Regions from separate parts of the Mus musculus genome. Here all the other regions are linked to region 2. Evidence: chromatin loops called from intact Hi-C (ENCODE). Cell type or tissue: heart. All regions are shown on one strand.

Evidence for each region. Peaks named below come from ENCODE experiments on the same cell type or tissue, not always from the same donor. Only the 100,000 strongest peaks of a DNase experiment are listed, where the experiment ranks them.
Region 1: it touches region 2 in a loop (8-fold over the local background); 25 of 42 quality-filtered maps call a loop at or near these places.
Region 3: a loop joins it to region 2, with 5 times the contacts of the local background. A loop is called at or near these places in 19 of 42 quality-filtered maps.
Region 4: it touches region 2 in a loop (6-fold over the local background); 27 of 42 quality-filtered maps call a loop at or near these places.

What each region holds. Positions count from the first base shown.
Region 1 is chr5:25,005,917-25,013,916 of GRCm38, reverse strand. The region is part of intron 3 of Prkag2 (protein kinase, AMP-activated, gamma 2 non-catalytic subunit); the gene reads left to right. Among named protein-coding and RNA genes, the nearest start is that of 1500035N22Rik, 24 kb to the right of the region's middle. In heart, CTCF peaks have their summits at 2,376, 2,577 (motif pointing right), 3,395 (motif pointing left) and 6,945 (motif pointing left); DNase peaks (open chromatin) are centred at 2,696, 3,236 and 6,846; H3K4me3 peaks cover 916 bases; H3K27ac peaks cover 4,006 bases.
Region 2 is chr5:24,670,198-24,678,197 of GRCm38, reverse strand. No RefSeq gene overlaps it. Among named protein-coding and RNA genes, the nearest start is that of Nub1, 12 kb to the left of the region's middle. In heart, a CTCF peak has its summit at 3,778 (motif pointing left); a DNase peak (open chromatin) is centred at 3,757; H3K27me3 peaks cover 691 bases.
Region 3 is chr5:24,747,181-24,755,180 of GRCm38, reverse strand. Crygn (crystallin, gamma N) reads left to right here. Exons shown (of 4, transcript NM_153076.3): 3 at 902-1,047; 4 at 3,992-4,179. The coding sequence ends at 4,127. Among named protein-coding and RNA genes, the nearest start is that of Gm33591, 5.9 kb to the left of the region's middle. In heart, a CTCF peak has its summit at 4,304 (motif pointing right); DNase peaks (open chromatin) are centred at 3,200, 3,710, 4,320 and 5,270; H3K4me3 peaks cover 3,025 bases; H3K27ac peaks cover 5,162 bases.
Region 4 is chr5:24,776,266-24,784,265 of GRCm38, reverse strand. All of the region lies in intron 1 of Gm33591 (a long non-coding RNA gene), which reads right to left. Among named protein-coding and RNA genes, the nearest start is that of Crygn, 22 kb to the right of the region's middle. In heart, a CTCF peak has its summit at 3,862 (motif pointing right); no DNase peak of the experiment used is centred here; H3K4me3 peaks cover 961 bases; H3K27ac peaks cover 2,889 bases; H3K27me3 peaks cover 734 bases.

The DNA.
Region 1 (8,000 bases), 340 kb before region 2:
GGGTCCTGAGTCGTGGGGCTTTCTTCTCACAGGCACAAAAATGGCAACAGGTAGCAAGTGAGTAGATGCTTTTCATTGGTTTGGTAAAGTTCTGCTGGTTTGTGCAGTGTTAATTTGGGGGATATATCTTGTTTGACCTCATGATTCTAACTGGGTCACTAGTCTTCCTGGAGCTGGCCCCTGGGGTCCCCTCTGAGCTGTTGAGAGAATCGCCTGTTTTGTATGCACGTCTGTCCTGTTTGCTGCCGGGTTTGATTGTCCTTAACATAGTAGTCATTTTCGCACACACCCCATTGGCCCGAGCTTCAGCCCTCAGCACAGAAGACAACTGGCTTCCTCCAGGTCACAAAGAATGTGAGTTACAGTGCATGTGTTACAGTACCTCTACACACACACACACACACACACACACACAGAAAGAGAGAGAGATAGAGATAGAGAGTGTGTGAGTGTGTGTTCATCCTCTCTGGAAACCCAAGAGACACCCAAGGTGTGCCTCCCCATCTCCTAGGTGTTGCTAAGCCCTGTCAAGTCAACAAAAAATAAGCCATCACACAAAGCTTGGTGGCGGCAGCAGGCTGCTCGTGAAGTAAGCAGGTGCCCAGCAAAGTCGGCCTCTCTCCCACAGCCACAGCCCCGGGAATTTTCTCTTGGGAAGCAGTGAACTGCTTGTCCTGGCCTTCAAACTGCTGACCTGAGTTCAGTAACGCCATGTCCTTGGTGGTGTCTCTTTTACAGGGCCCCAGAGGGCTACACATACCTTCCCTGTGCCCAGCCTGTGTGTGCTGCAGCATGGTACACACATCACTGCTATCAGGCTGCTAAGCTTTCTTACTGCATGAAACACAAGAGTCATTTCCTGACTGAGCTGGGCCATGCTGCCCTCAGCTACAGATGACATTCTTCTTGCCTTCTTTCCTCCTACCCTAGGCCCTTTGTTACCCGAAGTCCATCATGTGCACAGTATGTCCCTTAGCACAGGTGGTGACAGACCCTGACAGCCATGGATAGCTGTGCTCTTCCTCATATCTCGCCTGAGGTAGAGCCGACTTGACCAAGTCCATCTTTCATGGGCCAGAATCTGCTTCACAGTGAGGTCAGACGTTTCCTGGATATTTGCGGAGTAGATGCTTTCTCGACAAAGCCTATGAGGGCATCCGCTGAACGGACATGGTTTCCAGAACAAGGGACAAAGACTGACATACAAAGTAGCTGAGCAGACAGTAAGCAAAATGATTCTGAGTGGCTTCATTCAGTCTGTCTGCTGACTTCAGTACTTTTATAAAAAGTGTCCTTACTGCATTGAAGCCATGTGTTTCTGTAGACACACCATCAGCGTCAGCATGCATTCTCCTATCTTGCCCCAGGTGAGCTGTGGACAAGGTATACTGTTCTCCCACATGATGACCTTCCAAAGCCGGGGTTAGAGGGGCAGAGAGGAGCATGGGAACACAAGCTGTCCTTTCCTCATTAGAAACGAAACACAGCAGTGCGAAAATGGTCACTGATATGGAGGCCGTGCTCTGCTCTCTCACACAAGACACTGGGTGGAGCCAGACAAGTATCCAGGCAGAGATCAGGAGGCCTTGGTAAGTATATCAGCTGGCTGGGCAAAGTCCTTTGGTGAAGGGACTAGCCAGGCAAACTCATCAGCTAGACTTGTAGAGGGGAAGACATTAGGCCCAAGTCTCCTCTTACACACTTCTGGGTTCTCTGAGCCTCCCCTCCCACCTTAGTTTATCTCTTAAAAAGTTCATCTTTGAGTGTGTGTGTGTATGTGTGACATGTCTGTGTGCATATGCATGTATGTGTGTCTATGTGACATGTGTGATGTATGTGTTGAGTGTATTACATGTGTATCTGAGTGTGAAAGTGATTTGTATGTGACATGTTTATGTGACATGTATGTATCTTTGACTTATGTGTGTACATGTATGTGAGAATGACTTGTGTATGATGTGTTATTGTGACGTGTATGTATCTGTGACACATGTGTGTGCATGTGTACATGTGTGCGTACATGCCTGTGTCTGTGTGTATACACACATATGGAGGCCAGAGGTAAACTTTAGATATCATTCTTCAGTTATTGTCCACCTCATCTTCTGAGATGGGTTCTTTTCATTGGCCTGGAGCTCCCACGTGGTGTTTCTGGTTGGCCATTGAGTCCCAGGGGTTCCCCATCTCCCCCCTCTGAGCTCTGAGATTGCAGTGCACCCTACATGTGGGTATCAAGCTCGAGTTCTCATGCATGCACAGCAAGCACTTCGTCAAGTTGGTTGTCTACTTAGCCCTAAAAAGTTCATCCTGTCATCTGAGATGAGCTGAGATGTCTTGTGCTACATTTAACCACTTGGGGCAGCCACTGCACCATCTAAGTCTTCACCACATTCAAGGAGCGATGCCTTTACTACTGGCCTCCTTTCCACCTTTGTTTTCTGGATCTTTTCTTACATCTAATTTCACTCACACAGTGTGGGGGTGTGTAAAATGAGAGAGCATAGCTGGGGTCCCGTTGTCCTGGGCCTGTCCCATCAGTTGCTTACATTTTTCCTGGCTTTTTGGTACTGTGGCCACTAGGGGGTGCTATAGCCTCACATGCTGAACCTTGAGCAGGCGCTGCTGTGAGAAAAAAGCAGGAACCGTCCCTGCACGTGTCTCGTCCTAGCAGAATCAGGAGGCCAAAAGGAAGGTTCACACCTCTGGCACTGGGCAGGCCACAGCAAACAAGCTGATCCCTGCCATCCTGGAGGCAAGCGGGACATACGTGGCCAAGGCATCACCATGCTGTGTCAAGTGCTGGGAAGAAAATCAGAAGGGTGACGGGGTGCTAGGTGTAGGGGAGTCAGGGGCAGCCTCTCTGATGGGAAGGAGTCAGAGAGGGCTCTGCTGGACAGCCCAAAGATGGCGTGCCAGGCAGGAGAATGCAGGGCATTTTTTTCCAGTCCTGAGGAAAAGAGCTAGCCAGCTAGCTACAGGTGAGGTCAGGAAGGTGGGGCCTCAATGGTGGAGCCCAGGGCTCTTTAAATGAATGGTTGGGAAAGCCAGAGGAAGGGTGTGCCCTTTGCATAAGCTTGTGTGGCTGCTGCTCAGACTACAGCTGGGACTGAGGGCCATCCGAGAGCCACTGAAACAGACCTGACATCAAGCCAATGGGCTCCAGCCTCCCTGGGGACGTCACTTCAGGCTTGTTTTCCTCTAGAAACTCTTGCTTAACTATGCTTGGCTTAAGCCGTCCTCCTGTGTGTGAGCTGAACTCTTACCACAAATCCCTCTGCAGTCTGTTGCCTCCTGACTGGCTTCTCTCGCTCCTCTCTTTGGAAACCACGCGCTGGGCTTGACTCTTCTCTCAGCTCTTCCCGTCTCACCCACTCTACCGCCACCATCCGGCCAGTCCCAGTTAGTGCATGGAGGGCCACCCACAGCAGAGCTCTAGCCTCAGGGCTGACAGTGGAAGGCACTGTAACCTGGAGGCCTGTTGCCTTCTGCGCTCTGTTGGGCTGAGACCAAGAACTCAGCTCCTCTTGTTCCTTTCCCTTCTCCTGCAGATCAGAATCGTCCTGACTGAGGTTTAGACTAAGATAGACTTTACAGCTAGCATGAAAACAAGTAGCAGCTGATGATGCATGGTGTGGCAGTGGCACTGGGACCTGAGATGGAAACATTGGGTCAGCTCCTCCAGCCCCACTGAGCAATACACAGAATCTTGTCTTAATAGCACACTGACGTTGCTGATGGAACTGCTTTGGGGCCTTATCTTTGTCCCACTAGGAAAAAAAAAAGGAATAAAAAAATCTCTGTCCTGGGTTCCACCTCTTCTGATTACACAAAGGCTGTTCCAGCCCTCAGATTAACACAGCCCTCAGCAAGACAGGTGGAAATCAAAAGATGGAGAACACACCCTGGCCCCTGGGCTATTTGCATCTGTGGGATACTTGAAAACCTGCGAACAAGTCATGCAAATGAAGCCAGCGGCTTCCCTGCTGCTCGTTTGAATTCTTAACTGCTGTTTGCAGTAAGAGATACATTGGAGAGCTTGGGGGGTGATTCAGTTCTGTGTGCTGGGAGTCTGAGTTCAAGTCCCAGAACCAAGGTAAAAAAAATCTAGGTGAGTGTGGTAGCAGCCTGGGAGGAGAGGAGGCTGGGAGGAGACCAGAGGACCTCTAGGACTTGCTGGCCAGCCAACCTCAACTAATTTAGTGAGAGACTGTCTCAAAAAGCAAGGTGGATGGAGCCTGAAGGACGGCTGAGATGATGGCCTCCAGATACCACAGTTACACCCCTGTACACACATTCCCTTCCCCATCCCTGCCCCTGCCCCCCTCTGCCTTGTGAACACACACACACACACACACACACACACACACACACACACGATGTTGTCATCCAGCATAGAACCCCCTTCTCATGACACGGGATTTCCTCTGGAATCTCTTCGTTGTCTCTGATTTTAGCATGCTTTATCAGATAAGACCGCTGATTTTTATGATCTGGGTGGAGAGAGTGATTGCAGTCTGGAAAATACAACCCCAGATGGTCAGAGACGTAGAGATGAGTTTGAAAGGCCTGCCAGTTGAGTCTGGCTAGGGTGTGGAGAGTGGGACTGGCAAGATGCACTCTGGCCAGAGATGGAGAAGTATCTTTCCTTGCTCAGTCTTGACCGAAGTCAGATGTACAGACCACCAAAGGAATGTCATTGCTGTGTGTGGTTACAGTGCTCCAGATCTTCCAGGAAGACTAAGTAGAGGGACTGGACATCCCCCCCACCCCCACCCGCTTGCTCTGAGTGTGGCTCTTTATCAGAGTGTGTGCCTTCACAGCCTTTGAAATTCAAATGAGCTTGCAGAGAAGTTTATTTAACTTAAGACTTCAGCCCCTTTCACACCACTGCGGCATTGGAACCCAGACAGCCCTTCTTTTATAGCCCAGCAACTGGGAGTTTATTTTTCAAATAAAAGTCTGTTTTCCCATAAAACGCTGAAGGTTTCGTGCAGTGCAGGGGAGGAGTACACCCCAGTTTTCAAGGCTTCAGTTTGGAGTCTGCAAGTCTACAATTTACACGCCAAGGGCTTTCCCGGGACTGAGGGGGCCCTGCCCCGGCTTGCCCTGCAGAACAAACTCGGGGCAGTGGGGCAGCCTATGTGGACCAAAGGGCCACAGAGCAGGAACCAACGGGCTAAGGCTTTATAAACTGGAGTAAGTTCGCTCCTCTAGCCCCAGGGTCTAGACTCACAGCTCTGCACCAGCTCCAGCACCTTCTCCTGAAGACACCTCTCTCATCCCCTGCCTCTCAGGGTCCTGCAGGGAAGTGGAACTTGTGTGCGCTGAAAACAGATGGGCTTAGTCCAGACTTAGATGGTTACAGTCACGTGGTTCTGTGGCTGTGAGGGTAAAGAGTGGAGATGGAACCACGGGAGCCTGAGAGTCCTAGAGATTAGAAACAAAGCCCTGCCTACCTCCCTGCGTGGGAGAGTTAAGAAAGAAAGAAAGAAAGAAAGAAAGAGAGAGAGAGAGAGAGAGAGAGAGAGAGAGAGGAAGGAAGGGAAGAAGGAAGGAAGGAAGGAAGGAAGGAAGGAAGGAAGGAAGGAAGACAATGTAGACCAGCCAAAGGTGCCCAGTGGAGGATGGAACCTGAACAATGGCTGCTCAAAAGGAATGGCAGCCATAGGAACTGTACCCAAGCCGGACATTTCCCAAGGCCTGACCGCTACAGCCCCACCAGCCCCACCGAGAAGGCGGGGCATCTCTCAGCAGGATCCGTGACCCCTGGGAAATGGAAGAGCAAGGAGTAGGTGAGAGAACACACATAGTATAGAGGACATTAAGTGGCTGTGGGGCCATGTCACTGGGCCTTGGTGACAGATCCATTGGGTTCCTCCTGACACTTGAGAGACAGGAGCCTCGCCCTACAGTCCAGTAGCAGCAGCACATTGGTAATGGACACTTGTACACCTTTCCCTGACAGGAGCCCTGGCATGCTTCCTTCCATAGCATGTGTTTGGTGTGTACCTGGGTCATCACTGTGGGTCTCTGATGGTGCATTTTTGCTGTTAGCTTTCAGAGGACTCCATGGGGCCTGGGCATGGGTTCAGACACTGGAGAGACAGAGAGTGGGGATCACTAGCCTCTGTGAAGTATCGCCAGAGGAAGAACCTGTAAAGAGGAAGCTTGTGACAGGGTGACAGGAGGGCACCCTGGCACACGTCTTCCCTTGATGGAGAAGTCTTTGGGAGGAATGCGGTGCTTCTCCAAGAAACCAGCGAGCCGTGAACAGGCACAGCTAACTGGGAGCCAGGCCGCCTCTCCTCCTGCAGCCCCTGTGGAATGCTCCTAGAAGGACCCTCCAGCAGCCACAAGGGTTGCTTCCTTGCTTCGTCAAGTATTAGACCCAATGGCCCAATGCCAGTGTGCACTCAGGAAGAAGGGACAGTAAGACAAACTGAGGCAGGGCTTAAACACAGCTAGAAATTGAATGAATGAGGGGAGGAGGCTGTATGTGCCACCTGGGAAAAGGCAGGTCTGCAGGTGGGCACACGGGACATGCACACAGGAAACGTGCATGCGCTGTTCACAGGGGCTTGGACCAACAACCTGAGCGTGTCTTCAGATGCCAGGATTCAACTTAGCATGGATTTGCTCAATGCCCAACACTACAAGATTTACCCTGGCTGGCCCGTTCCCCAGGCACAGCTCCCTCCTCGGAGGCCACAGCTCACCCAGCCTTGGCCTGCCGGCCTCACTGGGCCCTGTGCTCACTGGCTACGGCTGGAGCTTTCCAGATCCCGGCAGCTGGCAGGTCTGCAGCCTTCTGAAAAACGTGACTCATCCAGCCTGTCCACAAAGAAAAGGCAAGTATGTGTGGCATCTGGGTTTCCTGAAAAGTGCAGCCATCGAATGGCACAGCTATGTGGTCTGGCACCTAATGCAGTTCTAGGAGGGCGCCCTCTGGTGGCCACCATGCACCTGTCCTGAGAAGGAACTTCTGTCCCTGCCAGCCCAGACAGGGTTGTGTGGGTGTTGGGAATGAATCATGAGACTCTCCCAGTCCCTACACAGCCTTCCTGAGGGACACTCCAGCTTCCAGTAACAGCTACTGCCAGTATGCATGACATGTTTGCCCTCACCTCAGCCCACCCTCCCATTTTTGAGGCAAGGTTGTTTTTGTAACCCTCCAACTCACTTCATAGCTGAGGATGGCCTTGAACTTCTGACCCTTCCACCTCCATCACCCGAGTACTGGACTTTGATGGTGCTGTACACGGTGCTGGGGGTTGAGGCCGGGCTTCATACATGTTAGACACTCATGAGCTGTGCCCTAGCCTCTATCAATTCCTTTTGTTAAGTAATATTCCATTCTGACAACTTCAAGCTCTCAAAAACTAATAATAATGGGGCGGAGAATGGTAGAGGAAGACCCCTGACATCCACTTCTGGTTTCCTCATGTGCACATGTGTGCACATGTACCCCCACACGAAAACACACATGGACACACACACACACTGCATGCACACTCACTGTTAAACAATCTAAAGTGTTCTTTTGTGCTCTTCACTCAATTCACAATGCTAACATCTCTCCAAGTTTGCTTAGCTCTGACATCTGTCCATCTATCTGTCTGTCTCCTGCCACCCCACCTCTGCTCGCGCAGTGCTCGTCCCAGTGACTGAGAGTAAATTACAGATTCAACATCCCCTAACTCAGAGGTTCTCCACCTCCGTAATGCTGTGACCCTTTAATACAGTCCCTCATGCTGTGGTGACCTCCAGCCATAAAATTATTTTTGTTGCTACTTCATAGATGTCATTGTGCTACTGTTATGAATCGTAATGTAAATATCTGGTATGCAGGATATCTGATCTATGACCCCAAACCAGTCAGAAGCCACAGGTTGCAAACCCTGCCTAACCCCTGCTGGCTTTGTGAAAAGAAGGTGGATCCGCCACAGTAACTATCAAGTTCAGGAAACGAATGTCAACAAAGAGTGATTAGCTCCACTTCA
Region 2 (8,000 bases):
GGTTTGTTGGGGAGTAACCTGGAAACTGGTGCTAGACACTGGCTTCTTGGGGAGTAACCTGGAAACTGGTGCTAGACACTGGCTTCTTGAGGAGTAACCTGGAAACTGGTGCTAGAGAGTTCAACCTTAGGTCAGGTTCTCTAAGATGGAGTCTGAATCCAAAATCTGGTCTCTCATTTTCTGGTAACCAGAAGGCCCAATCATGGATTCATTGTCTAGATTTTGGAGGGAGTAATAGTGACTCCTCATGACCCTAAGCTGAATAGTCCCGAGTCTTTCTTTCATGAACTGGACCAGTCTGTTTAGAATGTACGACCCAAAGGTGAGGAGCAGAAGTAGAATGAGCAGGGGGCCCAGTAGGGTGGATATCACGTGGTCAGCCATGGGACACTGTTGAACCATGATTTGAACCAGCTTTGTACCTGTTCTTTCTCTTTACCTCTTGGCCAGGCCTTCTCTAACTTTGGCCATCAACTCTGACTATTCTAGAGTAGTCAGCATAAAAACAGCATTCTTTGAGGGATGCACATAGCCCTCCTTGTTGCATAAACAGGAGGTCCAGGCCCCTCTATTTTGGAGTGCTACCTCTTCCAGGGAGCCCAGAGAATCTTAGAGGAGAAAGAGCCCTTTCTCTAATCTCTCTATATCTGTGTCTATGGCCTCTCTTAGACCATCATAATGTTTGTTTTGCAACATCAAGGAAGCTACCCCAGTTCTGGTGCTAGCCGCCCAGTCCTGTGAGAACTGCCAGGGTTACAACTGAGATTGGTTCTCCCTTGGCTCTTGTGGTTCCACCTAAACCTGAGGTTCCACCTAGAAAATCTAGGATTTAGTCATCTGTGTGATAGGTGATCCTGAGTAGTTACGTACAAGTACACAGAATTCCTTGTCCTGTTATAGTATAGACCCATGAACACACGGGGTAAGCCTGCAGTTCGTACCCACAATGCCCAGGTGTGTGGTAATAGATATTTATCATTGTCTAGATTCATCCTATAGGTCTGGCTACAGGAGTAGCTGTAGTTCTCAGGGACTGTTTCTATACAGGTGTCCTGACCGTCTACATACTATAAGGTCAGCCTGGCCTCACCTTGTTGTCATATGCATTCACTGGGGTTTTCAGTTTCAGTAAAGTTTCCAATCAGGGCTATGCCTTCAAAGTAGGGTGGTCTTATCTCATAGCATAGTCAGCATGAGTCAATCAATTCAGGTGTGGATGCATTGGTGACCTGAAAGAACTGGAGCATCATACTCCAGAGGGGTTTAGGGCTATCAATACTCAGTCTTTGCATTGTCCTTGTGGCTTGGGTTGGGGCCTTGTTCCAAGCCTGCATAAGTGGTATAGGTGGGAGTTTAGCTAGCAGGATGTTAGGGCCAAGAGCAATGGGGGGATGTCTGAACATAGAATCGAATAGTGAACAGGATTCCAGAATCTTTACCAAAAACATAAAGTCTCAGTCCCCATGTCTTACCGGCTGTCCAGTCAGCTTTCCTACCATCATCTGTGAATCTGATAACAAGAGGACTGCTTTTCTCCCCACAGCCTGGGTATTGAACCTAATCACAGTGATGAGGTCCTTACTAGAGGGCTTTCAGTTTATTTATCCAGAGGATTCAGCATCCCTATGCTACACCCCATGAGAAGGTCTCATGGCCTCCATATTTATTGTGTTGGCCACAGCCCTGGGAATGTCCCGGGCAGACATAAAAAGCTTAGTGCCGAGTCTGCCATCACACCAATTGTGCGATGCAGCCATAATCTGGCAGGGGCTGCACCCGAAGGGGAGCAGTATCTCATTCTTTTTTGTTTGTTTGTTTGTTTGTTTGTTTGTTTTTCGAAACAGGGTTTCTCTGTGCAGCCCTGGCTGTCCTGGAACTCACTCTGTAGACCAGGCTGGCCTCGAACTCAGAAATCCGCCTGCCTCTGCCTCCCAAGTGCTGGGATTAAAGGCGTGCGCCACCAAGCCCGACTGTTATCTCATTCTTTACCCATAATATCAGAGAGGTTGGCATTGAGATGGGGGAACCAGGTACCCTGGGGTGCAATCCAGGAAGTGGAGTTGGCAATCTTCTTTGTGGCTGTATTGATGATGGCCCAGGTAGGGGGCTGATGGGGGTTGGGCTTTGCAGTACATACAGTAACGAGGCTCATCAGGATTGGTATAGTTTGAGCTTGAGAGGATTAGAAGGGTGCTTGCTAGGTAGCCTTCCATTTTCCTTCTCTCTGCTGGTCTGGATGATCTTCACCTGCAGGTCTGGATGATCTTCACCTGCAAACAGGTCTACAATGCTGGCGTGAGTATGGTGGATCCACATTGCAATCCCATCCACCTTCAGCCTGGTGGGGACAGTCAGAATGATCACATAGGGGCCTTTCCAACGATGCTCTAGCATCCCTTGGCCGTGTCTCTTGACTAAGATCCAGACTCCAGGCTGGAATCAATGAGGCTCCAGAGCTGGACCTGTTTCATAGAGGGCATGGAGTTTAGGCCAAATATGCTTATGGACCTACTGGACACCCTCAAGACGTCCAATAGTTGGTGGTCATCTGACTCAGTGATGACTCCTGTCTGAAGGTTAGGAATGATGGGGCGGGGGAGGGGCGGGGGGAACAGAGCATGACCTCAAAGGAGGTAAGTCCCACCTGATATGGGGAGATTCATACCCTCTAAAGGGCAAATGGAAGGAGAGTCTCCATGGTCAAATCAGTTAAGGTCTCTTTTAGGGTCCTGTTCATCTTTTCTACCTGTCCTGAGCTCTGGGATCAGTACGCATGATGAAGTTTCCATTTAATCCCCAGAATATTTGCTAATCCCTGACTTAACCTGGCACACAAAAGCAGATCTATTATCTGATCCCATAAGTCGAGGGAAGCCATACCTTGGAAAGTTTCTTCTAACATTTGATTAATCTATATAGACATCATGTTTTCCTTACTATCATGTAATTTCCCCCAAGTTCAGTAGCCATTTGACTTTGGCAAGAGAGTTTATCTGTAGCTGGAAGGTCCCAAGTCTGTTCTGTGGATCTTAACTATCAGTTGTGGATCTTAGTGTGTGTCTTAGGAGTCTTCAGTCAGATGAAGTGTCTGGATGAAGACAACTTCATTGTCCCATGCAGGTCCAAGGAGATGGTGGTCCAGTCTTGTCTGGATCTGTGGCAGCAGCACCCAATGACGGTTTGTCAGCATCCTTGACCAGGAGAGCCATTGTGAAGATGATGTGTAAGCAAGGGGGCCAGCCTCTGGCTACTGGATCTAATTTCTTTCAGAGGTAGGACACTGGTTGACACCAGGGACCAAGAGTCTGAGTCAATACCCCTTTTGCTACCCTAGATCTCTCGTCTATGCAGAGATGAAAGGGCTTAGTCACATCTGACAATAACAAGGCTGATGCAGAAATTAAGGTCTTCTTTAAGGCATAAAAGGCTTTCTAATGTTTCTTTGTCCACATAAAGCTCTCAGTAGGCCCATTGGTAGCCTCATAGAGTGGTTTAGCTATTTCTGCAAAGCCTGATATCCATATTCTGCAGAATCCAGTGGACCCCAAGAATTTCCTTACCTGGCAGGAAGTCTTGGGTGTTGGGAGACAAAGGACAGATTCCTTCCTGGCCTCAGAGAGCCATCTCTGACCTATGTTTAATACGTACCCTAAACAGGTCGCCTGTGGTTGGCAGAATTGTGCTTTCTTAGCAGAGGCTCAGTAGCCCATATTTCCCAGGGCCTGCAAGAGGTCTTGGGTTCCCTTCAGGCATTGTTGTTTGGTCTCTGCTGCCACCAGGAGGTCATCCACATATTGCAAGAGAATCAGGCTAGAGTGCAGGGTTCTGTACTCACTCAAATCTTCATGGGTGGACTCATCAAAGATGGTAGGTGAGTTTTTAAATCCTTGGGGCAGATGGATCGTTGTCGGCTGTCTGCTAATCCTGCACCATGGATTGTGCCATTCAAAGGCAAAGATGTCTTGGCTATTGGGTGCCTAGAGAAAGCATCCTTTAAATCCAGCACTCTGGAGGAATAGCACCTATAGGGATTAGGGACTGTTGGGTGGATATGCAGAACACATTGGATTACCTCTCTTAAGTCTTGTTCCAGTCTATAATCATCAGTTCTGAGCTTCTTGACTTGTAGGAGGGGGATGTTTCAGGCCAAAAAAGGTGGTCTCAGGATTCCCACATTAATTAGCCTCCTAATATGGGGGTTTAATGCCTTCCTTGGCAATCAGAATATGGGGTACTGTTGGACCCATACAGGTTCCACCCCTGGCTTGAGCTCAGTTCATACTGTGGTCCAATGTTGAGCCATCCTGACTCCTCTTGCCTCTTCCCAAGTACTGGGGAAGCAATCTAGCCAAGTAGTAATTTCGTCCTCTGATGTGGGAAGAAAATCAAAAAACCAGCACTCTTCGGCTAGGGCAGTGTTTAGGACATGAATAGGCTTCCCCTCTGAATCTAATAGTTTGGCTCTTTCTGGGGAGAAATGTAGTTGTGCCCTCATTTTTTTGTCAACAAATCTCTCCCCAATAGAGGGTAGGGGTATTCCAGTACAACAAGGAATGAGTGGTTATCCTGCCCACCCCTAAGTTCTTTGGGTAGTCCATGAGTATTGTTGAATTCCTGTGCCTCTTGGACCCAGGGTTTCTTTGAAGAAACTTTACCCTCAGCAACTCCACTGTGTTTCCTCTCCACTTTTACGATCACCATGGGCTCAGGGAGGAGGTCTGAACCCCATCGCCCTATTCTTCATCTCCATTTCCATCTTGCAAGGCCGTGGTTTAAATAGGCTTCTTTTTCTTGGGGCACTCTCTGGACCAGTGGCTGTCCTCCTTACAATAATTATATTGGCTCTTTCCCAAGTGGGGGAGTTCTCGATCCTTAAGGTCCCCCTTACCTCATTCTCTGGAAGCCAATTGTTTTAGGCGTCACCTATGGTCTTCTGGTTTGGTCATGGCTGCTAACAGGATCTTTCCAGGTCAAAAGTCTGTTACCTCTGCTCTTCACCTGTCTTTCTTACATTCTTTCTATCTGCTTCTCCTCTGAACTTTCTCTTCCATTAAACACTTTCTCTGCCACTATCACTAAGTCTCTCAGACTCTTTTCTCCTAACCTCTCAACCCTCTGGAGTTTTCTCTTGATATCTGGTGCTGCCTGATTAATAAAGACCAGAGCTAATAATGCTTTTGTTTCTGGTAATTCAGGGTCCATGTGGTGTATTGTCAGAATACCTCCACGACTCTCTCTAAGAAAGCTGCAGAGTTCTCATTATCTCCTTGATTAATGTCATATACTTTGGCCAGATTAGTGGGCTGTCATGTGGCCATCTTGAAATCTGCCAAAAGATCAAGAGTCTCTCCTTATCTTCAATTAAAGTCCCAATCTGGGTGGGTTATAAGGGAAAGCCAGCATCAATAGCTGCTTGGTTACTACTGGGTTCCCCTGTGGGGCCAGGAACCAGTTTCCTGGCCTCTGTCTAGATTCTCTTCCTCTCTTCTGTGGTGAAGAGAACCTGCAAAAGCTGTTGGCAATCATCCCAAGTGGGCTGATGGGTGAAAAGGACTGTTTCCAAGAGATTAATTAAATCTCAGGAGTTGTCTGAAATGAGGGAATTCTGAGTTCTCCAGTTATACAGTGGCAAAGGGATAACAGTAATGAGGTTTGCTTCTTGATCATCGACCAGCCCCACAGTACACAAGTGTGGGACAGCCAAGTCAGGCTCCGGAGGAAGCCCCTGGTGGCTTTGTGTTCCTGCAGCAGGTACCCCCCCACACACACACACACACTCACACTACCTATGGTATGGATGCCTGTGGCAAAGCTTCCTGTGGCAGCCTGAGGAGTTGAATATGGTGGGGATGGAAAGATAACACCTTCCTCCATTCCTCCTTGGAGGACTGGGTAGAGGGATGGTGCAGAAAGAGACAGATGGTCCCCTGTCACTTCCTCCATATCTTTGGACTTTTGGCTAGCCAAGGTAAAAACTTCTGCCTGTTGTCTGGGGAGAAAAAGTTTAAGCCAAGAGGGCATGTCCTCAAGGAGGTCTTGCCAGACCACCACACAGGGCATTTGGTCTGGAAGGCCAAACTTGGGTTTGAAAATGACTTTCTTGATCCCTTGGACCAATCTCAGCTCTGACCTCCCTAATGTGGTTAGTTTATGTTTCCTAATAATGACAGAAAAATTCTGTCCTTTAGTGTTAACATCCTTAAAATGACTAAGGAACAATTTTAGTGGAGTTGAAGGCACCTGTCCCATGTCAGCATCTGTCAGGGTCAAAGTTTCTCTGTAATGAGAAACTCAAGAACACACACACACACACACACACACACACATGGAAAAAAAACACACAAAAACAAAAAACACAAGAAAAATTTGTCCTCTCCTCTCTATCAGGAGGGAACAAGAAATAACTAGAAATAACCGCACTCACAGCTCTCCAAGGCCAGCACCAGATTCAGACACTAGATCTCCTGATCAGAGCCCGGAACATCTTCTAGAGGCTATAGCCTCCCAGTGCAGCCACTTTAGCCCCCTCTGATAGATTCAAGGCCAGCTCTGGTGCAATCACACTAGGATCTTTTTATTCAAGCTCCAGCTTGGGCCACACCACCATCTCTGACACAGCAGAATGGACAGGTGAAACCCTGAGCTCTCAACGGAACAAGGTTTTTATAGGAAATGGCAAGCAAGTAAGGGGATTTCTAGCCAGTCACACATTTTATTGGGGGCTATTATGGAATTTTGTTGCCCTTTAAAATAATTGGCTGGTGTTGGGAGCCAAACCATAAACTTAACTTCTTCTTCCTGATTTGTGGTTGTTAGGAAGTGAAATGCAAGGGGCAGGCTTGTAACCTCGAGGAGCAGGTTTGCTGGGGAGTAACCTGGAAACTGGTGCTAGACACTGGCTTCTTGGGGAGTAACCTGGAAACTGGAGCTAGAGAGTTCAACCTTAGGTCAGGTTCTCTAAGATGGAGTCTGAATCCAAGATCTGGTCTCTCAGTACAATAAAACTCAAGGAATGTTTACATTAAACTCTTATCAAAATTCATATGACCTCCTCCACAAAGATGGGTTCTACAGATTGACTGTGTCAGACATCATAAGGGTCTGAGGGAGGATCTAGTATGGTTTTAGTCATACAGATGGTATAAAAATCACAAGGCTAGTAATCACCTCCACTCCCAGCATTCTGGGCAAAACAAACAAACAAGCAAACAAAAACCAAGTTATATATCTCTTCCTTTGAAGAGACAATCTGCTGAGTTTAAAATTCCTGGTTTTCTTAGTGCTTATGTGCAAGCACAAGGGCCTTCAACACCCTACCTCTTGAAAATACTCAAGTCAGGTGCTGTGGCACACACCTTTAGTCCTATCAGGAGGCAGAGGTAGGTGTGAAAGACTCTGAAAGGAGCCCCTCACTCAGGCCTCAGGACAATAGCGGACACCCAAGAACTCACGATAGACTGAGCTTGTTGCAAACCACATGAGGCTTTATTCAGGGAAAGCCAGAGCTCTGGGGACGACTCATATCCCACGCAGGGGTAGAGGAGTCGACCTCGAGGGGAAAGAGGTCCCAGTTTTTATAGGCTCTCAGTGGGGAAAGGAGAAGGGGAGAGTAGGGGATTTCCAGATCTAAACAATGTCTATTCTCAAGAAATGGGTATGGGAAGGAAAGAGTCTGGTGCAGGTGTAGCAACTCAGGATTGGCCCTGGCTGTGCTTGCTGGGGAGATTTTCTGACTCTTTCTCAGCAACCAATATCACAAACACCTGGCAATGGGCTTCATCAGTGGGCACACACATGGGTCAAGGAACGGTCAAAACATTGGCAGACACACAGGTTCAAGGAGTGGCCAGAGCATTGTGCACCTCTATTTTTCTAAATCAGTGAAGCTAGTTCTGCTAACACTGACATCTATCTTGCCAATTTCAGGGCTTCTGTGTCCTTTTACATTCTGTCAGGATCTTTCCGGTGGATCTCTGAGTTCGAGGCCAGCCTGCTCTACA
Region 3 (8,000 bases), 77 kb before region 2:
TTGCCTTCTGAGTGGGAAGTGGGTCAGACCAGTGTGGGCAGCTCTCATCGGCAAGTCACTCTGCCAGGGCATCCTACATGCCTCACTTTGGCTAATACGTGAGACGTCTGGGTAGGCGCCACTCTGTACGGGGGAGGGGGCTTTCTTTTCTATATCAGTTACAGAATCAGCTGGGCTCTGGCACGTTTGATTGAAAGAATGCTTTCCTAGCGTCTCTGCGAGGATGTAGGCATTCGGAGAGAGTTGGTGGAATGGTTGGCTCTGGGTTCTGCATAATGCTGTTTATATGAAAAATATACAAGCCGTCTTCTGAAGACTGTTCTTGTCAGAGACATCCCAGGCTTCACAGGCACCTGGCCAGTTGTGAGAGAGCCCCCTCTGTCCTCTGGGTCACACAGTATGTACTGGTGCTATTGAATTATGGTGAATCTTAGGGCCAGTAGAGACTTCAACAAATGAGAGGCATTGTTTTAGCTGTCTTGGCGCAGCATTCCTAAAGGATTCTATTACACTTTAAAAATATTATAAATTGAAGGCCTGCCTGCTCATGGCCTGAAACTGAGGGTGAGAAGCCAAAACTGGGGCATGAGCCCCCTAAGCTGAGTGCCTGAGGGGAGCCAGTGACCCCCAGCTCTGACTAGTGTGCTGGTTTCTAGGCAGCCTTGCCCTCACTGAATCTTGGGTCCTTAGTTGTAATAGAACCCTTTCTCCACCACATCTCATGGACTCATGGGAAAAAACCAGTATATGTGTGTGTGTGTGTGTGTGTGTGTGTGTGTTGGGATGGGGAGAACTCACTGTTTCTCCAGTCTAGCCCAGGGCCAGGAGTCTCCCACTTTCCTTTCCACCCATGCATGGGGGAGACTTGAAATACTGCTTTTCTTCCCCACCTGTCCTGGAGCATGGAGAGCATTTCCGCATAGACATCTTCGAGGGCTGCAACTTCACGGGCCAGTGCCTAGAGTTCGTGGAGGACTGCCCCTTCCTGCAGAGCCGGGGCTGGGCCAAGAGCTGTGTCAACGCCATCAAGGTGTATGGGGACGGAGCGTGAGTACAGCTGGGGCTTCCAGACAGGCTTGGTAGGGTGGATAGCCATCAGACCCTGTGGGTGACTCACGAGAACCCCAGCTTCCTGGGGTGCCAACTTACACAGCAGCGTCACCTGCTCAGAGAAGGTCCATCTTCTCAGCTCGGATAACCCTGGGCCTGGGCCTCTCTGCCTGGTGGCTTACAGCCCACACCAACTTGTTGGAGATGGGCTTCAAGGGGCTCTCCTAGGATGGATGAGAGTGTCTGGGAATTGTGCCTGTCTTCGCTAGTCCAAGGCATCTGTCAGACCCGGTGCTTGCCTTGTGGGGCAGCTTCCTGGCGCACCTGCCCATTGTACACATGCAGGCGCCCCTCACCTGGGGTTTCTCCTGCCCTCGCCTGAACTATCTGCCTGTGCACACACAGATGGGGCTCAACACTCAACACTCTCTTCCCATCTTCCCTGCCCATTCTGGAGAAGCCATCACCATTTTATAGAAGCACAAACTGACTGCAGTCAACTCCAGAGCCTTTCTTTCCACAGCAGAAGCCCTGCTGGGACTGCAGCCTAGGGGAGCCCCTTCTACCCTAGAGCTGGGTACCCTTCAACCTCCCCCCGCCCCCAGCAGAAGAGCCCCACAGGATCCCAGCTTCCCTGCACAGGGTTGGTGTGGGGAATCAGCTCCCATGGAATTTCTGAGGTTCAGGATCAAACCCTTCGGGGAGGGGGTCAAGGAAAGGATGAAGGGAGACAAAATGTGCTCAAAGCAGAGCCCTAGCTACCATCTTACCTGACCCCCTCCCCCAAGCAGATGATACCCGAGAGTCCAGGGGTAGGAGTCCAAAACAATTTGCCTTGAGAAATTCCCAGGCTAAGTTGTGTCTCATGAGATCAGAGGCATACTTTTGTATGGGAGATGTCAGGAGACCCAAGACAGAATCCTCCTAGCAACCCTGGGAGCCTGAGGGAGGGAAGGCAGGAGTGGACACTGGATGGAAGAGAATATAATCTCCACTTTCCAGGGAGGAGCCAGTCTCAGTGGCCAGGAGGTTGAGGCCAAGATGATGGATCCAGAGTGTTCTTATCTTTGATAACCTTAACTCTTATGTGATATAAGTCTTGTGCAGAAGTAGCTTCGAAAACGGTGATGCCCTGGGTCCCTGGTGCCCTTTCTGGGATCCGGCCAGCAGTAAAGCAGGGCTCCTCAACCACCTCCCTGTGCCAAGAGTGTTGTTCCTTGTGGGTTCCATGTCAGCTCAGGAGTGAACGGTCCCTCATACCTGTGTCCTAGGAGGCATGTCAGGAAAAGCAGGGACATCCCCCAACACTCCAACAGACTGAGCGCCCCCCCCTCTAAATTTTAAAAATGATTTTTATTTCCATACATTTGTCTTACTTGCATGCATGTCTGTGCATCACATGCATGCCCGGTGGGGTCAGAAGCAGGCATTAAATTTCCTGGACCTGGAGTTACAGACAGTTGAGAGCTGCAGTGTGGGTGCTGAGAAGCAAACCTGGCTCTGGACAAGCAGCCAGTGCTCTTATCTGCTGAGCCGCCTCCCCAGAGACCCCTTCTCTGTTGCTTTCCTCTAAGAGTTGCAGCTAGGTGAGCAAGGATGCGCAGGATTAGCTGTCACACCAGCCAGGTCCCTTTTCCTTTCAGAATGTCCACAAGAGCTCCAAGATGGCTCAGGGCAGTACAGAATAGAGACTGGCTCACTCTCTTGGAGACTCTAGCTATGTGGTGGAAGGCTGTGGTTGTAAGGAAGTGATCTGCTCGTCCCTAGCATGACACCCCCCCACACACACACCCCTTAGTTTCCAATCCCTGACCCTACTGTCAGATTGTACCATTTACCAGTTGAGGGGTCAAGATGATGAAGGGAGGGGCCTACGATGACTTGGAGTGGAAGAGCTAAGGGCTAAGGAAAAGGAAGTGAGCTATGTGACCTTTAGTTTCTCCCTCTCCCCCTCCCCCTCCCCCTCTCTCTCGGCTGAGCTGTCTGCAAGCAGAAAGGCAAGGACACTCCCTGGGAGGGAATTTGAGAAGTTTGGGACTGAGTAGGAACTGCCTAGGCACATCGCGGGAGGGAGGTTCCCCGAGAAGAGAGGTCAGAGTAATACTACAACCTGGATCTCAGCCATCTCCTCAAGAGGCCGTGAGCACCCGAGCACGCCCGAGGGAGTCCTGCCCCAGAGAAAAGCTGTTTTCTACTCTAGTGAAAGAGGGGGAGGGGAGAGCCCGAGGTAAAGACAGAGACAGCCCTCTGGTGCAGGCAGGCCTGGCGGCTCCTCCTCCCCGACTTCCTAGCTCCCTTAGGCCAGCCTCCAAACCTGAGCCCCAAGTGAGAGCGTCCACACGACGACTCTCCCTGGGTCCCACATTTACACCTCTATACTTATTAAGAACCTTTTCCTTATGCCTGTTCCCAGGAAGAGACCACCCATCCGATCTTCCCAGTTAATCTTCCTGATTCCCTGGTCCACTGGGTTGTAAAGGACAGGGGCCTGGTACACACCTTCCCCCCAAATCCCCCAACACAAGGGCGCTCTTGTCAGACCTCCTGTCCTGCCAGCTCCAGATCCTCTGTACAACGCAGGCAGCACAGCCCACTTGTACTAGAGCACAGGCACCGCCACGGCTGTTGGCTGAGTGGATACACAGTGGGAACGGTCCCCAGTTTGTGTCAGGCGTCCTGTCAAGAGCTGGGTACTCTGTGCAAAAATGGCCCTTTGGTGGGTGACTGGGCATAGTGCATCCCCAGTCGCTCTCGCTTTTGTCATGGGATGGTCAATTACTGGGCAGTCCCCATCTTGTCGAACCCCAGCACCAAGCCCGAATCAGATATCGTCAATCAAGGTAGTGAGGAGCTAGGACCGAGGGGCGGGGGCGGGGCCGGGGCCGGGGAAGCGTCCTCGTGTGGTTCCCTCCGGGTGACTCGCCCTTCCTCTGCCCTTCAGGTGGGTCCTCTATGAGGAGCCAAACTACCGCGGCCGCATGTACGTGTTGGAGAGAGGAGACTACCGCTGCTTCTCCGACTGGGGGGCCCACAGCGCACGCGTGCAGTCGCTCCGCCGGGTGCTCAACTTCTTCTAGTCCCAACTGCGTACGTGCGACCCACGGAGGCAATAAATATCCAGAAAGCGGAGTGCTGGCGGGCCTCGGAGTGCTTTCTAGGCCTCTCACCGGCTGGCGGGCCCCAACCCGGCAGGGGGAAGGAAGCCTGCTGGAGCAAGGAAGCCAACTAACTCCCTCCCCCGCCAAAGCCTAGCCAGAGCAGCAGCCGCCTCGGGGCCCAAGGCCACACGAGGGCGCCCGCGAGCAGGACGCAGGCAGGCTGTTTTCTCCTGCTAGGGGGCCACGCCCGAGAGGAGGGGCGAGGTGGCGGGGGTGGGGGTGGGAGGAGGATGAAAAATGGGGATGGGAAAGGGGGTGAAGGTGAAGGGCGGGGTGGGGGAGAAGAGGAAGCTTGCTTGCTGGGAAGCGGTGGGGGCGAGAAGAAGAGGGGCGGGGCAGGAGGAAAGAGGCGTGGGGGAGCTGGGGGTGGGGGAGAGGAAGGCCAGGGGAAGGGAGGGGCTGGCTAAGAGGAAGAGTCCTGGCTGATTTGGGAGGGAGAGGCCAGGTGATAGAGAAGGGCGGAGTCATGCCCCTGGAATCCGGGGAATGGAGACCTGGAAGAAGCTATCAGGGTCCTGAGGCACTAGACAACGACTGTCCCTGCAGGATATCACTCAGCCTCCGCCTTTGCGCGGCTCCCGGAGCAACTCTATAGAGCTTCCCTGTCATCAGATCTTTTCCAAGACATTCGGTCCGCCTTGGGGCTGGGCGTAAATCTGGAGAACACGTTTCCGGGAATGGAAGACCGGAGGAGACCCCTGCAGTGGGGTTTCTGATAAAGGGGTCCACATCCTCGAATGCCAACGTTGTTCCCCATTGAGAGAGGAAAGGCTCCTTGAGGGGGGTTGTCCAGATAAGATGGCGGCTCAGGTTATTTCCCTGCCCCTGCCTGTAGACCCTGGTCCTCCCTGACCAGTGTCTCCCACCTCTCCTGCCTCATTTCCTCCTCTACCTCCCTACACCGAAGGAAATGAGAAAAAGAATATCATTAAAAATCACTGCGTTCACACAGGTGATGCTGTCACCAGGGGCTAGGCAGAGGGCAAAGATGAATGACTCAGGGCCCTGGGTCACCCCAGGACAGTAGAGGATTGTTCTAGGTAGAGCTACGTTAAGCAGCCTCTGGGTAGAGAGCACAGGCGTATCCTCTGCCATATGAGTCCCCAGGGCTTGCTGACTCTACTGCATTCCACCAGAAGCCACTAAAGCTCAGAAAACTGACAGCTCCCAAGGGACCCTCCATCCCCTTGAGGCTTAGGCCAAGGACCCCTTGGGAAGGGAGTCTGTTTCGAGTCAACCCTGCGTGTTGCTCAGGAACAGGAGCAGACCCCTTTGTGGGAGAGTTGCAGCCAGCTTGCTTCCATGAGTGAGTAAGGCCTTCCTGGAGGAAGACAGGGCCCTGTCTGTCCTTCCTTCTCCTCCATAACCATCCACTCCAGCCCCTAACACATCAGAGGAGGGCAGAATCCAGCTGGCCCTGGCTAAGGGTCTCACACTCTTTTGCTTACTGTGAATAGCATTACTATGGGTGTTTATTGAGCGCTGACTTTATACCAGGCTCTTCAGTAGATATAATTCATGCAGTTTTACTTGATCTATACAGAGACACCCGTGCTTCTTATCACCCCTGGACAAATGAGATGGTTAGACTAAGACAGCTAAGTAACTTGCTTGGTATGACATAGCAAGCAGGATTCAGACCCATTGCCCCTACACTGAAACACATTTGCATATATTAGGATATTTGACTTGAGCTTGGGAGAAAACCAAAAGTCCTGTTCTTTGTGAAATAATGCAAACCTATCTGTTACACGCACCCTACATATGTGAAAGCGCAAGCCAGCTGTGGTGACTCAAGCCCCCCCCCCCCCCTAAGCAGAGGCAGGTAGATCACTGCAAGTTCAAGGCCAACTTGATCTACATAGCAAGTTCCAGGCCAGCCAGGAGTGAGGCCCTGTCTAAAAAAAGCCAACACCAAACACAACTAAAGAAGCCCAGCGACCTGTGAGAGGACAGTTGTTGCAGCATGGCAGTTTGCATGCAGCCATGGAGCTGTGCTCCCAACGTGAAGTGAAGCGCTTTATGATGTGTGTGTCAGTCAGTGACCATGTACTCGAGGGAAGCAGGGAGAAGAACTGGGTGACAGCAGGACTCTCACTCAGGGGTGACCCTATAGCCATACACTTTTTTGCAACCCACTTTTTTTTTTTTTTTTTTTTTGAGACAGGGTTTCTCTGTGTAGCCCTGGCTGTCCTGGAACTCACTCAGTAGACCAGGCTGGCCTCAAACTCAGAAATCTGCCTGCCTCTGCCTCCCGCATGCTGGGATTAAAGGCGTGCTCCACCACGCCCGGCTTGCAACCCACTTTTAATGAGGGTTCCACCTCTCTCTTCTAGCCCATCACCCAGCAGAGGTATGGAGGAGAAAAGGTATTAGGATATGGAGGAGGTGGACCCGTTCAGCAATGGTTCTTTGGGAACGAGTTTGATCTTTTTGGACAGCAGTTCAGTCCCATAACAAACACCAAATACAACTCAGCAGCTGCAGAGCAGCCCTCTAGGCAGGCAGATACCAGGCACAAACCAGCAGCTGCAGTCCAGTCCTTTCAGCACGCAGACACCAGGCAGCTGTAGTTCAATCCTGAAAAAACCGCCAGGCTCACCAACCAGCCTACAGTGAGGCTGTGGAGGCAAGCAAGCTGCTGCAGGAACCTTATGAGCAGTTCTTGGGTGAGTTTCTCTCAATGACAGCATTACCACAAGTTGAGCTCAACAACAGTATGAAAGGAGAACCAATAAATGCATGTCTTTAGTGAAGAATAGTGAGGCAGAGCAAACCAAATGAAGGCTCAGTGCTCCTCTCCCACTGTCTGTGGGGTCTTATTTATACTTCTCCATCACACATCCTTTCACCCGTGTCTGCTTCAGGAAATCAGTCTTTCACGTGTTTGCTGTAACAAGACATCCTTTCACCTGTGTGCCCCAGCACAACATCATTTGGCATAGCTAACTTTCCAGAGCTAGAAGTTACCACTTCACTGCCCTGTGCCTCAGTGTCCACAGAGGCACTGGGGTGGGGGATAATAGTCTGCTCTAATGGGGGAGGGGCTTCCTCCTGGGAGCCAGATGGCACCCACTGCCCTACCTTGCCAAAGCCAGTTGCAGGGACTCCTCTTGAATTTGCCTCTCTCCCAGCTCCCAGGAACAGAGGCGCCTCATTAGGGCGAGTCAGTGTTTCACACAGCTTTGCATTCCTGGGTGACCTCCCTGTCACCCCAGCCCCCTGCTTGCTAATCTGTCAGTAAAATCTGCTTTTGGTCAGGAAGAAGAAAAACAAGCTTCTCACTGCAGAGCCTGTGGGCAGCTGTGCAGTTTATCTGAAGTCCATCCAGGGGGTCGATGGAACGAAGATGAGAGAGCCTTTAGTGTGGTACATGCTTCTCCCATTTCTGTCTCCATGCTGCGGTTTGGAAAACTGGGCCTTCTTAGAGCCATCTCCGTGTTCCTCAGACCCCTTGCTGGTCAGGGATCTGAAGGCATTGTTTATCAGGCCTGGTCAGACCACAGGGGAAAACTTTCCCTTTGAAGCCCATACTGATGCCTAGCCATGGCTGTGGTGTGCCTCTCCCTACTCCTCAGCCCATACCAGGGTGATGCACTAGTCTCTGTCCACTCCTTTCCCTGGCTTCCCTCTGCCCCATCTCCAGCTGTGTCCTGCTTGGCCACTCCTTGGCTGGAAAGCCTTCAGAGCAGAGCTAACCCCTAAGTGTCCTTTTCCCTCTAGAAACCTCGGTAGAGGTTTTAACATAACCTGTGAGACGAGACATGTTTTAAAATCCAGCTTCATGGCTGA
Region 4 (8,000 bases), 110 kb before region 2:
ACCCTCATTGTTTGGTATTAGAGGTGGGTACTAAGGGCTTGTCTGTGTTCCAATCAAAGGATGAAAGGCGTGTGCTAAAGACTGAGCTATGTTACAACTAGAAACAGTTTTTCCAGGAAATAACGCAATTTTGGGGTTCACACCATGATCAAATATCCCACAACAGAGATCCACGAACAAGGAAACTTAGAAAAGTAAGTACTTATTTGGGGCTTACGGTTTCAGAATGTTAGCTAGGGTCCATCCAGTGATGGTATTTCAGGGAACACGGCAGCAGACAGGCAGGCAGGCATGACACTGAAGCGGTAGCTGTGAGCTTACATCTTGTTCCACAATCATGAGGTAAAGAGAGTTAAATGGGAATGGTATTGGCTTTTGAAGCCTCAAAGCACACCTCCAGTGGCACATCTCCTCCAACAAGACCACACCTCCTAAACTTTTTTTTTTTTTTTTTTTTGAGACAAGGTTTCTCTGTATAGCCCTGGCTGTCCTGGAACTCACTTTGTAGACCAGGCTGGCCTCGAACTCAGAAATCCGCCTGCCTCTGCCTCCCCCACCACGCCCAGCCACACCTCCTAATCTTTCCCAAGCAGTTCTAACACCTGGGAACCAAATATCCAACAGATGAACCTGTGGGGTTCAGGCTCATTCAGTCCGCCGCAGGAGGTCAGGCTTGGGGGCAGGGGCCTTTCCTGTGATGCCTTTCACTGGCCCTGGGGTCTGTTGTTTGCTTGCTTGCTTTCACTGCTTCCTCTTTCTAACATTCTATTTGGCTGGTGAAGACATCTATAAAGTCTCCTTTCCCTCTGAACATTTGGAATCCAGTCCATGCTGTGGTGACCCTCACATTTCTATCATTCATGGTTAACTATGCACTGAAAAACACAGTTATTGCAGAGACTGGGTTTATAGCTCAGCGGGGAGCATTGCCACGCACACACAAAACCCCGACTTTCACACCCCCAAGCAGCAGACACTAAAAAAGAGCTTGCAACACTATTTATTAAGCTCCATAGTTTTAATTTTCCCTTTTATAAGAACACACTATTCTGTTTTTAGAGAGACTGCCACCAGGCAGTTGTGGCCAGCATATTTTATCACTGTCTGAGCTATTGTCTCTCAAATCCCACTTCTTCCATCTGGGCTCCTTCTTGTGTACTTCTTTCTCTGATGCGTTTAGTGACAGTCTGGGATGCTAAATGAGAGTGGGATGCAACCTGGGATAGTTTTATTTCACCATTACTCTTGTTTGATGTTCCACAGGGTCACAGGGCTCCCTGAGATATCCTCTCATGTTCACAGAGGACTCATATCACAGGACATCAGACCTGGGAGCCACCTGCGATGGCTCATGTTGGTCAACTTGATACACCTGGGAAGAGGGGTCCTCAACTGAGGGATTGTTCCCAGCCTGTGGGCATGTCTATGCAATATATATATATATTTTTTTTTGATGGCTAAATAGATGTGGTACATCCCAGCCCACTATGGTCGGTCCTATTTCTAGGCAGGTGGGCCTGGGCTGTAAGAAAGACAACTGAAGGTGAGCAAGCATGTCAACAAGCCAGTAAGTAGCATTCCTCTGTAGTTCTCTGCCTCTGACTCCTGCCTTGGCATTTCTCATGACATGTAAGAAGGATCTACATATGTGGAACACTACTCAGTCTTCAAAAAGAGAAATTGTGGATATCTCTTGATTTGGAAGATAATGTCCTCTGTGACTAAGCCAGCCACAAGGCTAGTGGTTGTGGTTTATGCCTTTAATCCAACACCTTTGAGGTCAGCCTCATCTACAAAGAGTCCCAAGACATTCAGGGCTACACAGAGAAACCCTGTTTTAGAAAATCAAGAGAGAGAGAGAGAAAGCTGGCAAGACGGCTCAACGGGTAAGAGCACTGACTGCTCTTCCAAAGGTCCTGAGTTCAAATCCCAGCAACCACATGGTGGCTCACAACCACCCATAATGAGATCTGATGCCCTCTTCTGGTGTGTCTGAAGACAGCAACACTGTACTTATTTATAATAATAAATAAATCTTTGGTCCTAAATTCAATTCCCAACAGCCACATAAAGGCTCACAACCCTCTGTAGAGCTACAGTGTACTAATATACATAAAATAAATGAATAAAATACTTAAAAAGAAGAAAGAAAGAAAGAAAGAGGCCAGATATGGTGGCTCATGCCTTTAATCCCAGCACTCAGAAGGCAGAGGCAGGCAGATCTCTGGCCAGCTTACACTACAAATTCTACAGATTAAGTTTCAAGACAGTCAGAACTGTTACACAGAGAAACTGTCTCAAAAAGCAAAATAAAAATAAAAGTGTGGCTGGGCAGTGGTGGCGCATGCCTTTAATCCCAGCACTTGGGAGGCAGAAGCAGGTAGATTTCTGAGTTTGAGGCCAGCCTGGTCTACAAAGTGAGTTCCAGGACAGCCAGGGCTGTACAGAGAGACCCTGTCTCAAAAAAACAAAAAACAAACAAACAAAAAATAAATAAATAAAAGTGTGGGGTGGGGAACTGCAGGAAGGGTTAATGGGAACTTCATGTTGAATAGTGCAGTTTCAGTTTTGGTGTGGAAGCCAGTGAAAGTTGCCCAGCATATTGAGTAAAGTGTGTGCGCACACGTGTGTGTGTGTGTGTGTGTGTGTGTGTGCGTGATCTCACATGAACATGCATGCATCCCTGTTTACCTGTGTGTTTTTGTGTAAGGACCAGCAGTTAACATCAAATGTCTTCCTTCATTGTTCTTATTTTTTGAGACGGAGTCTTTCTGTGAACCTGGAGCCTCTGCCTCCCACGAGCTGCACTAAAGGCATGTGCCACCACCTCAGGCTCCTACGGTGTTCTCTGTGGCTGGGCATCAACCAGGACTTAAGGTACACTCACTCACTGATTTGCTCAACGATCCTGGGAGGAGTGGATTGTTAGCCCCACCTTACGGGTGTGGAGAACTCATCGCAGAGCTGCTTGCCTTTGGTCACACAGCAAGCCAGTGGGGGAGGGAGGATTTAAATGCAGAACTCCCGCCTCTGCCTCAATGGCTAATAATAGCTCTCAGCACCCCAGCCTGGTGCTGGTGAGGACACAGGCTTTATCCATTCAAGCCCTTCTTTTAGATCTTGCCTCTTCAGTTCTCTCTGCTGCATCTGTTTACACTTCATCTGACAAGGACTCTCAGGCTGACTTCAGAATCTGTGCCTGAAGTGCAAATTAAAGCCCAAGATGTCTAAATGTATTCCTTAGAGACACAGAAATAAGAAGGGATCCCCAAGGACCCCTGCCGCAAACGCACAGCCAGTGGTTCTTACCCTTGTGGGGATCAACCGATTGTTTCAAGGGGTGGCCTAAGACTATCAAAAAACAGATATTTGCATTATAACTTATAACTGTAGCAAAACTGTAGTTATGAAGTAGAAACAAAAAAATGTATGATTGGGGTCAACACAGCATGAGTATTAAATAAAGGCTGGCAACATTAGGACGGTTGAGAACCACTGTTTAGGCCGACCAGGCCTATTCTATATAAGGAGTTCCAGGCCACCCAGTGCTACGTGGTGAGACCCTGTCTCAAAAAGAAAGAGAGAAAGGAGGTATGGAGGAAATGAGGGACAGACAGTCTATAAGACAGACAGACTTTGGTAGCCTCCCACAATGGTGCTTAATAATTTCCTTAGGAGCTGGGTGGTGGTGGCGCACGCCTTTAATCCCAGAACTCGGGAGGCAGAGGCAGGCGGATTTCTGAATTCGAGGCCAGCCTGGTCTACGAGGTGAGTTCCAGGACAGCCAGGGCTACACAGAGAAACCCTGTCTCGAAAACAAACAAATAATAATTTCCCTAGGATGTAGTTACTGATATGACCATAAGGGGGCAGGCTTCAGCATCCGTCATTTCATAAACCCTGTCCTCCAAAATCGCGGTTCTGACTTCCCTCCCCTGACAGGTCCCTTTCTGCAGATGTCTGATCCCTGACTTGGGAGAAACACTCAAGCTCATGTCCCTACGCTAGAGTAGGGCAGAGCAGGAACTGGGGGACACATGGGTGATCATAGCTAGACACCTCTCCCAGCTAGCTCAAACAGGCTGGCCTTCTAGAGCCCGATCCTGGTGGCAGGCTTACGAGTGCCAGCCCATTTTTGTTCATTCGTTCGTGCATGCCCTCCCCGATGGCTCTGGGTGGAAATGCCCAGGTGGGGCTCTCAGGATCGCAGGGTAGATCCCCAGACCGCAGGGCCCTGGGCCCACGCTGAGCAACCTTGTGTTAGGTGCTCTTCATTCCTGTCCGACCTCAGTTAACTCAAAGAAAACACCACCTGGTTGCTACTTGCACTGCTGGGTTGCAGGCTTCTGCCCCAAGACACCTAGACCCAGGCTGCCCTCCTGACCTGAGCCTTCTAGGAGCCTCGGACTCCAGGACACAAATCTCTGCTCTTTATAAACTATCCACATTCAGGCTTTGCATTACGGCAGCAGAAACTGCACCAAGAAGCAATGTCCTAGGCAGATAATGGAAGGTTATTCAATGCTAAAAAGAAATGCACCACTTGGCCAAAAGACACTATAATCTCTTTTATGCCATTTTATTTTTCAAATCTTAATTATTACTTATGGGCAGAGGTCAGAGGGGTATCCCATCACCTGGAGCTGAAGTTGCAGGCAGTTGTGAGCTGCCTGCTGTGGGTGCTGGGAATAGTCTGTGCTCTTAACCACTGAGCCATCTCTCCAGCCCCACATGATAACCTTAAAGCTTGTTGCTTAGTGAAAGAAGCCAGTCTGGTCTGGTGTGCTGGCCCAGACCTGTAATCCCAGCACTCTGGTGGTAGAGGCAGGAGGATCAGGAGTTCTGCTTTATAGCTTGTTTGATGCCAATCTAGGATAGGTGAGATCCTGTCTCAGGGAAAAAAAGCAAAAAACAAAACCCAGTCTGAAAGGTAACTTAGCTACAGCAGCCTTCCTATCTGAATTGTAGGAAAAGCAAACTGTGAACACAGGAAAATTATGAATAGTTCCAGGGGGGCTGTCCTGTAGCAGCGACCAGGGGGAGGCAAGGAAGAGCAGAACATATTCACACAAATATTACAACAGTGGGTGCCTGTGGGGCAAAAAAAAAAAGGGGGTCCCACGTCTGCTCAGGGTTAGGGCCACTGGGTGGGGCGGACATGGGGCATTTGACTGCGTGCAACCCCACAGAACTGCCCAGCGGGCGTTGGACTGTGGGAAGCGGTGGGATCCTGCTCCAGGGGTGGGAAAGGGCATAGTCTGGGGTCCCCGCCGAACTGCCAGAGCTGGGCTCCAACTCTCGGGCACTACAGACCGCTGGGCACTGACGCCACTGTATGTCGAGGAAGAGCTGAGAACAAAGTGGGAACCCTCGGGCAGAAGTGGCCGGGGGCTTGAAGGAAAGGGGGCAGGAAGGAGAGCTCTGGCAGGTTACTGTGGGGAGGAGAGAGTCTGACTAGCTCAGGCGGCTAGCTCTGCGGGCGACTTGGTTTGGCTGCTGGCGGCCGGCGTGGCTGGAGCACAGCAAGGCTTCCTGGTGGGAGGTTAGACACTTGGATCGGTAGAGGGAAACCCGCTCCATTGCTCCAGCAGAGCCGATCCTGATGGGAAGAGGCAGTCCATGGTTTTAAGGCATTTATTGTAGAAAGGCAGCGAAAAGGAGAGAGTAGAGAAGCAGAGGGTAGCCATGGACACGTGGGGGGGGGGAGAGGGGGAGAAGGAGGGAAGAGGTGAGAGTAAGAACAAGAGATAAGAGAGAGAGGAGGGGGCAAGCAGCCCCTTTTATAGTGGGCTGGGCCATCCTAGCTGTTGCCAGGTAACTGTGGGGATGGAGTCCAGACCGAATACCAGGAACTTGGACATTGCCTCCATGACTGATGGCCACACACACCTCTCTGCAGGGGGCTACGGGAGTCTGTAGCTGTGACAGGAGCCAGGGGCCCAGAGGGCGTGGCCAAACAACCCGCTGTCCCTTAGGGTCACCAGGATTCAAGGCCTGTGCTCTACCGGAGACCAGGCTGTCTGTGCACAGTTCACCGCCCCACCAGTGCCATTCTTCAACCACAGGAACAAATCCCTGTGTTCTTCTCAGGCTGGCCTTTCAGGAGAATGGGTTTACACAAGAAGATAATGGGAGGGCTGTGGAGATGGCTCAGTGGTTAAGAGCTTCCAGGGGACCTGGGTTCGATTCCTAGCACCCACATGGTGGCTCACAACCATCTGTAACTCTAGCCCCAGGGCTTCCACATCCTTCCTCTTTCTAGTTTTTACGGGCACCTGGTGAGCACACATATACCTCAGGCAAACATTCAATATGTTTTACTGACATGTGAGCTCTTATTAGGGAGACTCATAAAAACAGAGTGAATATTTCTAAGGTGTGTATGGAGGCTTAAGAGATAAGCGTTGTCTTAACCAGGTCTGTACAGAGACCCTGTCCTGACTTTAGGTCCCTTGCTGAGACAGTTTGCTGTGTGGTCCTGTGCTTACTGTATACAGCCCAGGCTGGCTTTGAATTCTCATTGTCCTGCCTCAGCCTGCAAGAGCTGGGTCTTCTTGTACTTGGGATGTAGGCTGCCTGCTCCACCCATGGCTCTCTACCTCCAGAGAGCATGACTGACAGCCTAAGGCCAGCCTGGACACACTCCGAGAACAGTGTCCTCAAAAAGAGCACCGAGTCACCCACAAGGAAGCTGCATTCTTCTTCTAAGAAACAGAATCCAGTGCCCACAGGTCCCTGCTGGGTTTGTTGGAACGTGTCTTTAATGTACAGCAGCACGAGGCAGGAGAGAGGGGAAATTGTGTGGCCATAGGAAGGGATTGGGGCCGCCAGGACTGGAGTCTGGTGGAGGTCTCCCGACAGCTGAGAAGCAAGAATTCCAGCACCTTTAACATTTCCTGAAGGCTGCTAACAGAGACAACATTCCTTTCAGAGAGAGGGAGAGAGGGAGAGAAGGAGAGAGGGAGAGAGGGAGAGAGGGAGAGAGGGAGAGAGGGAGAGAGGGAGAGAGGGAGAGAGGTCTAAGACAGCAGTGAACCTGCCCGTATACCAAGGCCTAAAGAAACTTGATTACTACCTCAAGACTCACAATTAGTATCTTTGTCCTCCCCAGCTATAAACCTGCAATTTTCTAGGAACCTTACAAGAAGAGCCATTTACTGTAAAAGGCATGTCTTAACACTTCAGCTAACCTTTCAGAGTCATGGTTTTCCCTTATCAGATTGTAACCATAAACAAAGCCTGTGTGGGAGGAGCTGCCCTAGAACCTCACTGTGGTAAAGGTGGGAAGGAGGAGGTGGGGAGGCTCCCTTAGAAACCTTTCAACTGAGCTCTTACTCACTAAGAGACGAGCAGAGAGGGGAGCTGGGCTCCCAGCAGCCACACCAGCTGGCTCACAAACGCCTGTAACCCCAGCTCCAGAGGATCTGACGCCCTCTTCTGGCCTCCGTGGGCACTGCACTCACACCTGCACAAAGTCATCTGGGTTAAGGTGTACTATAAAACTTCCAGGCTACAGAGCTGGCTCAGGACAAAGCTCTTACCTGTGGGATAGTGGTTAATACTGTCAACTGGATAGGATCTAAACTCACTTGGGAGACAAGCCTCTGGGCAGACCTGGGAGAGACTGTCTTGATTATGAAAGGAAATAAAACTTGAGACCTGTGATTCATGTAATGTATGTCAAATAGCCCAAAGAGTTGTTTGTGAGCTTTGAAACCTGGGGCTGAGAACATAGCAGAACAGACCAGGACATGCCCGGGCAGGCCCATCACCTCTCTATCTCCCACCCCTCTGACCTAAGTTAAATGTTAACAGGCTGCTGATGTTTAACTGGACCAATCATGTGAAACCGCGCCAATTCCTCCCCCAGCCCCACTCCTTTTCTATAAAAACCTTCCAAGCCTCATGGTCGAACCCACTGTCTCCTGTGTGAGATACGTTTCGACCCGGAGCCATTAAAATACCTCGTGTTGTTACATCAAGGTGTTGTGTTCTATTCA